2 separate regions of the Homo sapiens genome follow, and region 1 is linked to region 2. Evidence: chromatin loops called from intact Hi-C (ENCODE). Cell type or tissue: ovary. All regions are shown on one strand. Each heading gives the region's core, and the rest is flanking DNA. Links, peaks and the distances in the headings are about the cores only.

The links. Peaks named below come from ENCODE experiments on the same cell type or tissue, not always from the same donor. Only the 100,000 strongest peaks of a DNase experiment are listed, where the experiment ranks them.
Region 1: it touches region 2 in a loop (3-fold over the local background); 16 of 110 quality-filtered maps call a loop at or near these places.

What each region holds. Positions count from the first base shown.
Region 1 is chr10:132,651,830-132,657,189 of GRCh38, forward strand. The region is part of intron 4 of INPP5A (inositol polyphosphate-5-phosphatase A); the gene reads left to right. Among named protein-coding and RNA genes, the nearest start is that of INPP5A, 120 kb to the left of the region's middle. In ovary, for the core only: a CTCF peak has its summit at 3,029 (motif pointing right); a DNase peak (open chromatin) is centred at 3,077.
Region 2 is chr10:133,121,931-133,127,290 of GRCh38, forward strand. It overlaps ADGRA1 (adhesion G protein-coupled receptor A1), which reads left to right. Exons shown (of 7, transcript NM_001083909.3): 6 at 5,303-5,360. Among named protein-coding and RNA genes, the nearest start is that of KNDC1, 36 kb to the right of the region's middle. RefSeq lists an enhancer at 4,882-5,360. In ovary, for the core only: no CTCF peak of the experiment used is centred there; DNase peaks (open chromatin) are centred at 1,981, 2,621, 3,001 and 4,618.

The DNA.
Region 1 (5,360 bases), core at 261-5,260, 470 kb before region 2:
TAGTGGAGTCTGTACAATCCCGGGAATCCCCCGTTCGGTCTCCGACCCTCGCCCTGTCAAGCAGCTGCCCACACACAAGCGGCCTCTCCTCACGCTCTGTGGGGCACACGGGGACCACGGGGCCCCCACTCACACCAGAGCCAAGGCCCTCACCCCTGTGCTCAGGATGTAGCTCCTCCTGTCAGCCTTCCTCCCTCTCCCCCTTGGTCCCTCCTCCCTCTCCCCCTTGGTCCCTCCTCCCTACCAGCTTCTTTCTCTCAGCTCTGCCATCCTTTCCATAAAATGGCAGCTTCCTTGACCCTCTCACTCTCCTCTGCCATGACCCAACGTAATGTGTTTCCCAAGTAGGGGCTTATTCAGATGAAAAAGAAAAACACCACTGGGGGAGCAGCAAATTAGACATTGCAGAAGAAAAGAGAAGGTGACTGAACTTGAAGACAGCCACAAAATTAAAGTGAAACAGAGAGAAGGACTGAAAAGTGGATAGAAATCACTGTGAAATACCAGGTGTCCTAACACGTGTGGCTGCAGCCCCAGGAGGAGCGGGGAAAGGAGGCAGACAGGGTGATGCTTACAGATGTCATGGCTCAGATTTCTTCATCAGTCCATGAAACTTACAGAAAGATCCAAATACTGCAACAAGCTTCAAGCCGAATAAACATACCAACGCAGGCCAAGGTCCGATTGCTGAAAGCAAGTTACATGAAGGCCCTTCCTTGCCACCCATCATCCTCGGAAGAGTGGGGCTCTGCTCCCCGTCTCTGCGTGCTGCCCTGCCATGGGAGCCTCATCTGTGCCAGTCGCCAGCTACCTCTTCCTCATGGGGACCATCGCTCAGCTCTTTCCAGCTTCCTTTAGATATAAAGACACAGGTATTTTAAAAGTGAAGGGACGGAGGAGGATGTACCTTGTAAAACAGTCGTTAGAAGAAAGTAGGAGTGGCTGTCTGCATGTCAGGGTGCCCTCAGAACGAGCGTGTTGTCGGGGCTGAGAGCGGTCATTTCACGATGATAAGGGGTCAGCTTTTTGGGAGGACATAGCGGTCGTGAACGTGCGCCCCTAATATCAGAGCTCACTTAGACGCGAAACCGACAGGGCTGGGTGGAGACGGGAGGCTCTGCACCGCAGGAGGACCCCACAGTCCCCTCCTGCTGGCCGATGTGCAGGTGGGCGGAGGGGCAGTGCCCGCCACCCGCACCCTTGGCATCTGAGGCTCTCCAGCCAGAGCAGTGGTGGACGCAGCCACCGACAGAAGGCACCCGCGTGCTGGGCCCTGGCCAGAGCAGGCCTCTCCGTCTGTCCGAGCCTGGCTGGGATACCTGAGAGCGAGGCACACATGGGCTGGCGGAGGGGCAGCCGTCATGCTGTAGTTCTGTTTCCACCAAAACGTTTTTCCACATGAGGGCGAAAGCCTCAGCAAAACCTCCTTCAGGCTCCCGAGGGCCGCGGCTGCCTCCACACCTGGCTACCTTCTTCAGGCCCCCGAGGGCTGCGGCTGCCTCCACACCTGGCTTTCAGGGTTTTCCAGGTGGGTCCGGAGCGGCCTGTGCTTAAGGGCTCAGGTCCACCCGAGACTCTGCCTGGCGTGCGTATCTGGGCATCTGCACCTGGCTGCCGGGCACAGGCCGTGCCAGGCCTGTACGAGCTCTGGGGTTGTTCTCCCTTCTTTCCAGGGTTCCTCCCTGGCCCTGGGTGGTTCCAGCAAAACAGTCGCCAGGGCACATGAGTCTAGTTCCAGAAAGACCTTGCCCCTGCCTCTGAGAGATGGAAAGGATACAAACGCATTCTCTTACCAAAAAGAATTAAATTAGAAGTAAATAAAAAAGATATATGGAAAAGTCTCAAATATTTGGAAATTAACTTGTTTGTTAATAATCCCAAGTCAAAGAGAATTACAAGGTATTTTAAATTATGTGAAAAGCTAGAACCTTCAAAATCTGTGAGATGCCAAAATAGTCTGCACCCGCTGCAGATCGTACGGCAGCCTTCAGCGCGGGGAGCACGGCGCCCCCCGTCAAAGGAAAGGTGCCTCTCAGGGGAGGAAGCACAGGGGCTGGGCCGGGCCCCTCCCCTCAAGAAGCCGCTGTGTACTTGGTGCCTCAAAGTGCCCGACAGTGACGTGGGCCTGGCAGCCCATTCTTCAGCACACACGCTTCCCAATTACGTCTCTGAGATGTCTGAAACCAGGGTGCGGGGCACCAGGGCGGCTGAACAGGCCACCCAGAGGCAGCCGTGCTGTGTCTGAGGCCCCGAGGCTGTTCCTCCAGTCACCCTCACGATGAGGGTTTCCGGAAAATGGGACAGGATAAGGCTTGGGAGTGAGAGTGGGTCTCAGGCCTGCTCTCGGGGAACTGTGGCCTGGCAGGAGCTCCCGTGCCTCTGCTGCCGCCCTTCAGCTCAGTGGGCTCCAGCCCCGGCTTCCCTGCCTGGGCACGGACCTGATCTCTCCCACAGCCACGGCCCTGAGTGAGGCTTTAGGCCAGGTGGATGGTGGAGGGCAGCCTTGCCTGGCAGGTAGGAGGGTCCAGGATGCCCCAGATGCCCAGTTAGCTCATGCCAAGCTGGTGCCAGGCGGGCCTGTCCTCCCTGTCTTGTCACTGAGACTGGGCTGGCAGACCTCGGAACGCTGCCCCCTGGGCCACCACTGGCTGCCTCAGTGGCCTGGTCTTTGCTGGGGGCCCTCGGGGTGTCTGTGTGGCGGGGCCTGACTTCCCCGGGGTCCTGGGCAGAGCTGGGCAGCAGCGGCCAGCCAGACAATCACCCTCCTGCCCCAGCCAGGTGCCCTCTGGCTGTCAGAGGGAGGAAAATTTAATTTTTACAAGATTGATGGTATTGGAGCAATATTTTTAGCTGAGTCTGGTTCAAATAATAGGCCATTAATTGAAAAAGGAAATTGAAATGAATTTATCTTGTACATAAATGCTGTCACGGGTATTAATAGGGATCAGAAAATAGTGGCCTGTTCCCAGAAGGCGATTGAACCTGAAGCTGCGCCTGGCGCGTGAGCCTGTGGGGGGGACGCGGCTGAGGGGCTTTGAGCGACCTGCAGGTGCCCATTGCCACCAGGAGATGGCGCCCACGCAGCGCCTGAGAGTTTCCTACCGGAGATGATCAGAAGGCAACTTTTAATGCTTAAAAAATGAGGATATTAGGCTGGGCGCGGTGGCTCACGCCGGTAATCCCAGCACTTTGGGAGGCTGAGTCTGGGATGGACATGCACCGACTCCGCCAGGCGAGGTGGGCCTGGCTCAGGGCAGAAGGCCCCAGGAGGTGCCCAGGCTGAGCCCCGAGCTCTGCGCCCGCATGGAAAATGGAAAAGTGGCGAGAGCCAGGCTGGAAGACACCTGAGTGCCAGGCGGTCTGTGTGCCTCATCCCTGAAGCGCCTTTGTCAGAGCCCTTGCTCCTGGGTTCAGCCTGGTGTCCCTACCCCTGGGAACACATGTCCACCCACAGCACTGGAGACAGGGCTCAGAGCTAGCCCCGCCGTGGAGGTCTCGGTACCACGTTGGTACCCAGAGAAATTTCTTAGCCACCGCGGTGCATCCTCCCACACAGGCCTCGACACTGAAGAAGTGCCTGGGCGAGGCTTTCCCGGGCTGCCAAGTGCCTATTGATCCACAGCTCCAACAGCACAGAAATCCCGTGTCTTGTCTGCCGGGCACGCAGGGAGCTCCGAGAACACATCAGTCAGCGCCCAGAGAGCCGACGTCGGCCAGAGGACGCAGGGTAACGGCTTTCCTGAACTCCGCTTCCAAGAGGGTTCTGTGAGGAAGAGGTTGCAAATTCATTTTCGTTTAACGTCACCCGCATCTGGTTTCACCACAGAAGTGGAGCCCTGCAGTGGGAGGGGTGGGGGGCCTGTCACTGGGCTTTGCTGCTGATTTGGCCTACCTGGGAAGCCCAGAAGATGTATTTACTGTAGGGACTTGAGGCTTGCTTGGGGCCTGGTAGGAGCCAAGGCCACCCCATCCTCCCAGCTCAGCTTGGTGACTTACCATCCATGGCTCTGGTTCGCTTGTCACCCGCCCCTCCCAGAGAGGCTGCGTGGGGCTGCAGGCGCCTGAGTGTAGGTCCCAGCCTGTGTCCTGGGCTCTAGTCCCATTGAAGCCTTGTGGCTGGCTGGGCATGGGTCCCATGCAGACTGGTGGGGCCAGGAGGGCCTGGCGTGGGCACCTGCAGCAGCTTCTTCAAGGCCTCCCAGCACTGACCGTGGCCTCTCAAAGCTTCGGCTGCTTCAGCAGCTTTCCTGCTGGGAGCTGTGAGCACTGCTGGGGCCCATGCCCAGGACTGTCCTGACCGGACTGAAAGCCCTAGAGGGAAGCTGGCAGTGGGGACAGGGTGCAAGAGGAAAGACCCTCTCTCCATGCAGCTCCTTCATCCACCCACCTGGAGGAACTCCTAGAGGGAAGGTGGCAGTGGGGTCAGGGTGTGAGAAGGAAAGCCCCACTCTCCTCTTCATCCACCCACCCAGAAGAAGTTTGAAGAAACCATGCCTTTTAATGGCTTAAAGTTGGAGCAGAAGGGTTTATCTGCTGATACAATTAAGATAGCTTCGGGAGAGGGCTGAGAAGGTGTGGCCTGGCGGACACACTGCCTCCAGGGACACCCCTGCCCCCGCCAGCTGTGCCTGCTCAGAGAGTGCCTGCTCCTCGGAGGGTCCCCCCTGCTTGGGAAGGTACCTGCTGCACAGGACCCCAGCTGGAGTCAAGGAGTCAGCAGAAGAGGGGGTTGGAGGAGCGGCTGGGGACAGGAGGTGGCTGTGCGGGCTGCCCCACCTCGCCTCTTGCCTGAGCCCCTCTGTGGCCACATAGACAGAAGGAGGGGTTGGAGGTGCAGCCAGCCAGCTGGGCCAGGTGAGCCGGTCCTGAAGGGCACCAAGCAGGGTTGCCCCGGGCTCCTGAGAGGATTTTTCACATGCAGCAGCTGGAGACAGTTTGGAGGGGCCCAGGGCGGTGCAGACCCTTCCACAGCTGCTCAGGTGGCCCGGAGGCGTGTGCACCCTTCCCTATGCAGCAGGGCTCCACAGGCCTGGGCACTCAGCCCAGATGGTGCATGTGGGGAACCGTGGGACCCCATGTGCCAGGAGTCTCTGGGCAGACAGCAGCGACAGGGCTGTGTGGGGACTTGGGCAGGCCTGAGCCTGGGGTCCGATGACCTAGTTGGGTCTGGGGCAGCCACAAGCCGAGGCGTTGAGGAAGAGAGAGTGAAGTCTGAGCTCCTTGTGTAGGAGACCTCCGTGTGGAGTAGCCCCAGAGGCAGGAGGCTGCCTCAGCCAGGATGGCCCCATGCACTTGCTAAGCTGCGCCGCCTGCTCACTCAAGGCTCTTGGGCTCGGAGCAGAACTATGAGCCTGCAAGGC
Region 2 (5,360 bases), core at 192-5,191:
CAGTGTGTGTGTGAGTGTGCTTGTGTGAGTGTGCATGCCTGTGTGTATGTGTGTGCCTGTGTGTGTGATGGGTGCCAGTGTGTGTGTGGTATGTGTGTTCCAGTGTGTGAGAGTGGGGGGGCATGTACGTGTGGAAGTGTCATGCAAGCATACGTGTGTGCACGTGTGAGCATGCGCGTGGTGTAAGGAGAGGCGCAGCATGGAGGCAGAGGCAGTGCTGCTCACCTGAGCCCAGGGACACAGTGTTGGTCTCAGAAGGGCTGCCCTGGGTGGCACCTGGGCCCAGGACCTTTTCGCTCAGGCTGTGATGGTGCCACTGCAACCGGTGAGAGGTGTGCAGCATCAGCCATGGCGGGAACAGAGCCGTGGCAGGACCACACCTGCAGTCTGCGTCCTCGCCCCGTTTCCCCGTGTCCCAGCGTGTGCTGATTCCGACCATCAGCTCCAACCAGCAGCGGGCTAGTGTGCCAGGAGGGATCACAGAGCCGGCAGCACTCAGGCTGGGCACGGGGCCGAGGGGCTAATGGGCGAGGGGCTGGGCAGGGTCAGCTGCAGGTGCCCCCTCTACTGCGAAGCTCCACCTGCACCACAGGCCTGTTTCTTGTCTCTTTCTTCTTTTCTTTCCTTTCCTTTTAAAAATACTTTCTAGATTTAATCATTTTTGAGTGTGCAGTGGAACATTTAGGAAGATGCCAGACACACCAGCACCGCCCAGGAACCTGCTGTCTTGGCCGGACACACCAGCACAGCCAGGAAACTGTGGTCACGACCCGCGGGGCAGAAGCGAGAACCTTGGGGCCGGCCCCACCCCTGGCCGTGCCTCCCTGGCCTGGCCCTGGGGCCTCCTTGTCTTTCCTCCCGGTTCACCAGCCAGGCACACGCATCCCCAGGCACACGCGTCCCCAGGCACACGCGTCCCCAGGCACACGCGTCCCCAGGCTGCACTGGCTTCGAGCTGTGTGTTCCTGGAGTTGTTGTCTCACCTGGTTTCATAGCAGATTTCTCTGATTTCTTTCCCTGCACGTGTTTCTTTAAGGCCCATCCTGTAACCGTCGGTAGCTGGGGCTCCCCATGTCCATGGCTGCACGGGACCCGCTTCTGGCGAGACCACGGGGCTTTATCCCTTTATCCCTCCTGCCGACTGTGGCACGTTGGTCTCCGAGGGCTCAGGTGGTCTGCAGGCTCGTCCCACCCATGCGGGGCTCAGCTCTAAGCCTGCTAACTCCTCACAAGCCCATCCCTGGCAGGGGCCCCGCGAGTCCCTCTGCGCCCGTCCCTCTGCGCCCGTCTGTGAGCATTGCTGGCTGCGCCGTCCTCTCTTGCCTCTGTGAAGCGTGTGCAGGTCTCTTCCGCTCTCTTCTGGGCCGCCCACTCTTCCTCACTGACGGGCAGGAGCCTGTGTTTGTTCCTCACATCAGCCCGAGCGGCAGAGACTTTCCCTTTCGCTGAGTCAGCTTTGGAACCCAAAGTCTGTGATACTGGGGTGCCTCGTGCTTCTAGGGATGGTTTAAGGTACCCGTCCTCATGCCACATCCACACCATGTCTCCTCCACGAGGCTCCCCAGTCACCCCCTGTGAGCAGCAGCACGCCCGTCCTGTAACTGTGTGTAGCTGGGGTTCACCGCACAGCTGGGGCCGCACCGCCTTCCCGTGGCTGCTGTGGCCACGGTGAAAGCTCAGTGGCCTAAAGCAACTCAGGGGGATCATCCGACAGTCGAGAGGCCGTAAGGTCCGAAATGGGCCCCGCTGGGCCGACGTCGAGTTGTGGGGAGGACTGCCTCCCTCCCCCCCCCCGGCACCTTCTGGGGCTGCCTCGGCCACCGTCACTCCTGGGCTTGGGGCCTCCTCCACCCTGAAAGCCAGCAGCCCTGCGTCCTCTCTCCACTGGGATCTCTGCCCTCCCTTTTAAGAGGACGCCGGTGATGTCAGTACAGCCAAACAACCCAGGGCAGTCTCCACCATTCACCGCCACTCACTTAACCCCATGTGCAAGGTCCCTCTTGACGCGTGAGGTGAAACCTTCACTGGTTTCAGGGAAGAGAACGTGGATGTCTGGGGGTGTTACTCAGCCGACATAGGACCGAGCTCTTGTTCTCCTGTGCGATGCTCATCTACCTGCCCCGGCACTGATGGCCGCTCCTCCCTCACTTGGCACTGGGTCACGTGGTGATGCACTCAGGGCTGGTCCCAGGCTCTGCACCCTCCCCGGCCAGCCCACCCTCTTGGGCTCTGCACCCTCCCCGGCCAGGCCACCCTCTTGGGCTCTGCACCCTCCCCGGCTCTGCAACCTCCCCGGCCAAGCCACCCTCTTGGGCTCTGCACCCTCCCCGGCTCTGCACCCTCCCTGGCCAGGCCACCTTCCCCGGGCTCTGAGCAATGTGCTCTGCCGTGAGTCAGCTCCCGCTTTGCCCCTCCGGACACCTCTGGGTCGGGTTCATAGCTCCCAAGGGGAAGCTGTTAGGATTTCACCGAGATTCAGATCCGCCCTCCCTTTCTAGAAACCTTCCCCCAAAGGCAGTGGTTGGCCTGACTCGCGGAAATCACGTAACCCGGAGATGTCCCAGCGAGTGGCCCTGGCGTGCGAGCCGCTGCCCCAACGCTGGGCACCTGGGCACAGAGGGGTGGGGTGGCCATTCCCCGACGCCCAGAGTCTGCCTGGGGCTTAGACGGGATTCGACGTAACAGAAGATGACGCTTGAGTGACAGATTCGTCAGCGCCCAGAGGAGGAGGACAAGCTGGACCCCTACCCTGGTTGGGGCTTGGAGCCATAGGAGAGGGTGTTCCCAGCTGCCAGACGGGCGGGAACAACTCCCCGGACACCGGTGGGCCGAGGCTGTTGCGAGGGGCCCACGTCAGGCGGTGGATGGTGGATGCTGGACCCAGCGGAGCACCCCCTTCCCCCGGCCCCGGCCCCGGCCCCGGCCCCGCGCCTGCACGTCCACGGCGGTGACTGCCCAGCGGCGGCGGCGAGAAAAGCGGCGGCCTCCCGCGCCCTCTGCCGGCTCACCGGGAAGGAGCCCGGAGCCGGTGGTGCGCCGTGGGTCCGTCCTGCACCACTCCTGTGTGCTGTGGGTCCATCCTGGACACTTCTGCGTCCCCTGGGCCCCTCTATCTCCCTGTCTTATCGTCTACTTTGCCGGGCATCCGTGTAGCCGCTGTAGCTCTCTTAATCTCACAGTTGGCACTGCATGGCCTTTTCCATCCAGTTACTTTCAACCTACTTGTGTCTTATACTCAAAGTGTTTCTATTCTAGTCACCATGTTCCAGAAGCTTACTATCTATTCTGACAACCTCTGCCTTTGGATCGGAGCTTTTAGCTTGTTAAAATTAATTGGAATTTTGATCTGGTTGGATTTAGTCTACATTTTACTGTTTGTTTTCCGTTTTTACCACTTTAAGTGATTGTTTTGCTCTTTGGAATTCTTCCATTTCTCCTTTACTTCCTTCTTTTGGATTATTTTAATATTTTTAAAAAATTTGTTTTAATGTTTTTGTTTGTTTGTTTGTTTGAGACGGAGTCTCGTTCTGTCGCCCAGGCTGGAGTGCAGTGGCGCGATCTCGGCTCACTGCAAACCCCGCCTCCTGGGTTCACGCCATTCTCCTGTCTCAGCCTCCCGAGTAGCTGGGACTACAGGCGCCCGCCACCACGCCCGGCTAATTTTTTTTTTTGTATTTTTTAGTACAGACGGGGTTTCACTGTGTTAGCCAGGATGGTCTCGGTCTCCTGACCTCGTGATCTGCCCACCTCAGCCTCTCAAAGAGCAGGGATTACAGGCGTGAGCCACCGTGCCCTGCCTAGTTTTTACCTAGTTTCTTATGGTTGCTCTAATGGATTAAAATCCGCAACCTTTCCACAGCCTATGTAGAGTAAAATTGTTCTCTTCATATAACATATTTACAGAAAACTTGAGACTATATAGGACCGTTTCCTGCCTCCCACCTTTCCTCCTGCAGATGCTGGGCAGAGCACCATCCCCAGTGCCCTCCACAAGGCACTGCTAAAGTTCTCTCTTTAAACAGTCATTGAAAGAGGGAGGAAATTAAGAAGGGGGAGACAAATCTTTTCTATTTATCCTTCAGCGTTTCTGGTGTTTCTCCTTCCTTCCGCACAGTCCAAGTCCCCCCAAGCAGCCCAGGGGCTTCCTGCTGTTCTGGTGAAGTCCGCAGCACGGACCCTCGGCCCAAGGCCCACCGTGCAGGTCTGGTTGGGGTTTTCCACAGGTGCGGTGCCTGCAGGAGTGTCTACTCTCCCTCCACCCTGAAGAATTTCATCTAACATGTCCTGAAGTACAGGTCGATACACGGAAAATGCTGTTAGTTTTATTTTTATCAGAAAGTATCTTTATTTCATCTTTATTCTTGAAGGATATCTTCTTGGGATATAGAGTCTGGGAAGCACAGGTTTCCTAGGGAGTCCCTGAGAACTACCAGACACAGGCCACCCCCTCCCACCACTGCACCTTGGAGCCCACTGAACGTGTGGGGCAGGGGTCTGTGGCCAACCCAGGTGTTCGCAGGAGCCGGGGAGACAGCGTCCATGGGGGATGGTCTCTGAGCCGGCCCCTAGGTCACCCATGCTCCGTAGGGGTGGCAGCCAGGGGTTGTCTCATGGGTCCGGGTGGGGGCTGGAGGCGGTGAGCAAGTGCACCCGGTCCGGGACACGCTGCATCCCGCTTGGATCCCTGGGCGCCCTCAGCACCGTTGCCAGGCCCTGCAGAGGGGAAGGTCAGCCCCTGCCCTGGGCTCGGGCTGTGCCTGTCAGGATGAGACTCTGCCCCTCCAAGGCGGGGTTCCTCGGTCTGACAGGGAGCAGATACTTCGGCCCTCCGACCTTCTTCCCCTGAGGCTGAGCGGGGCCTTAAAACTGTTTAAAACGGGGCACTGCTGGTCACTGGCCACGCACTACCCGCGGGGAGGGGCCATGACCTGGGGACCCGGTGGGACGCACAGCTCCCTGTGTGACCCCACGCTGCCCCGGGGAGCAGTCCCGCCTGTAGCCAGGGGCTCCCTGCAGTTGCAGAGAAGTCCGCAGCCAACGGAGCTCTCCCGGGGCCCACCCGTGAAAGGACCTGGTCAGGGCCCTCTCCAGGCGCAGAGGCCCGCGGGAGGCCAGCGAGGCCGGCACTGGCTGCTCGGTCAGTGGTCGGGGGTCGGGGGTCGGGGGTCGGGGTTCTTGGTCTCCTCCTGCTCCGCCCGCACCCGCTGCTCTCCCTTGCCCCGCGGAGTGGGGGAGGGACAGCGCTGACCCCGGAGGATGCAGGCGGCGTCTGCAAGGGGGTCAACGCCTTCCTCCCCGGCAGGTTTTACCTCGTCAGCGGAGGGGTCCCCTTTATCATCTGTGGGGTCACGGCTGCCACG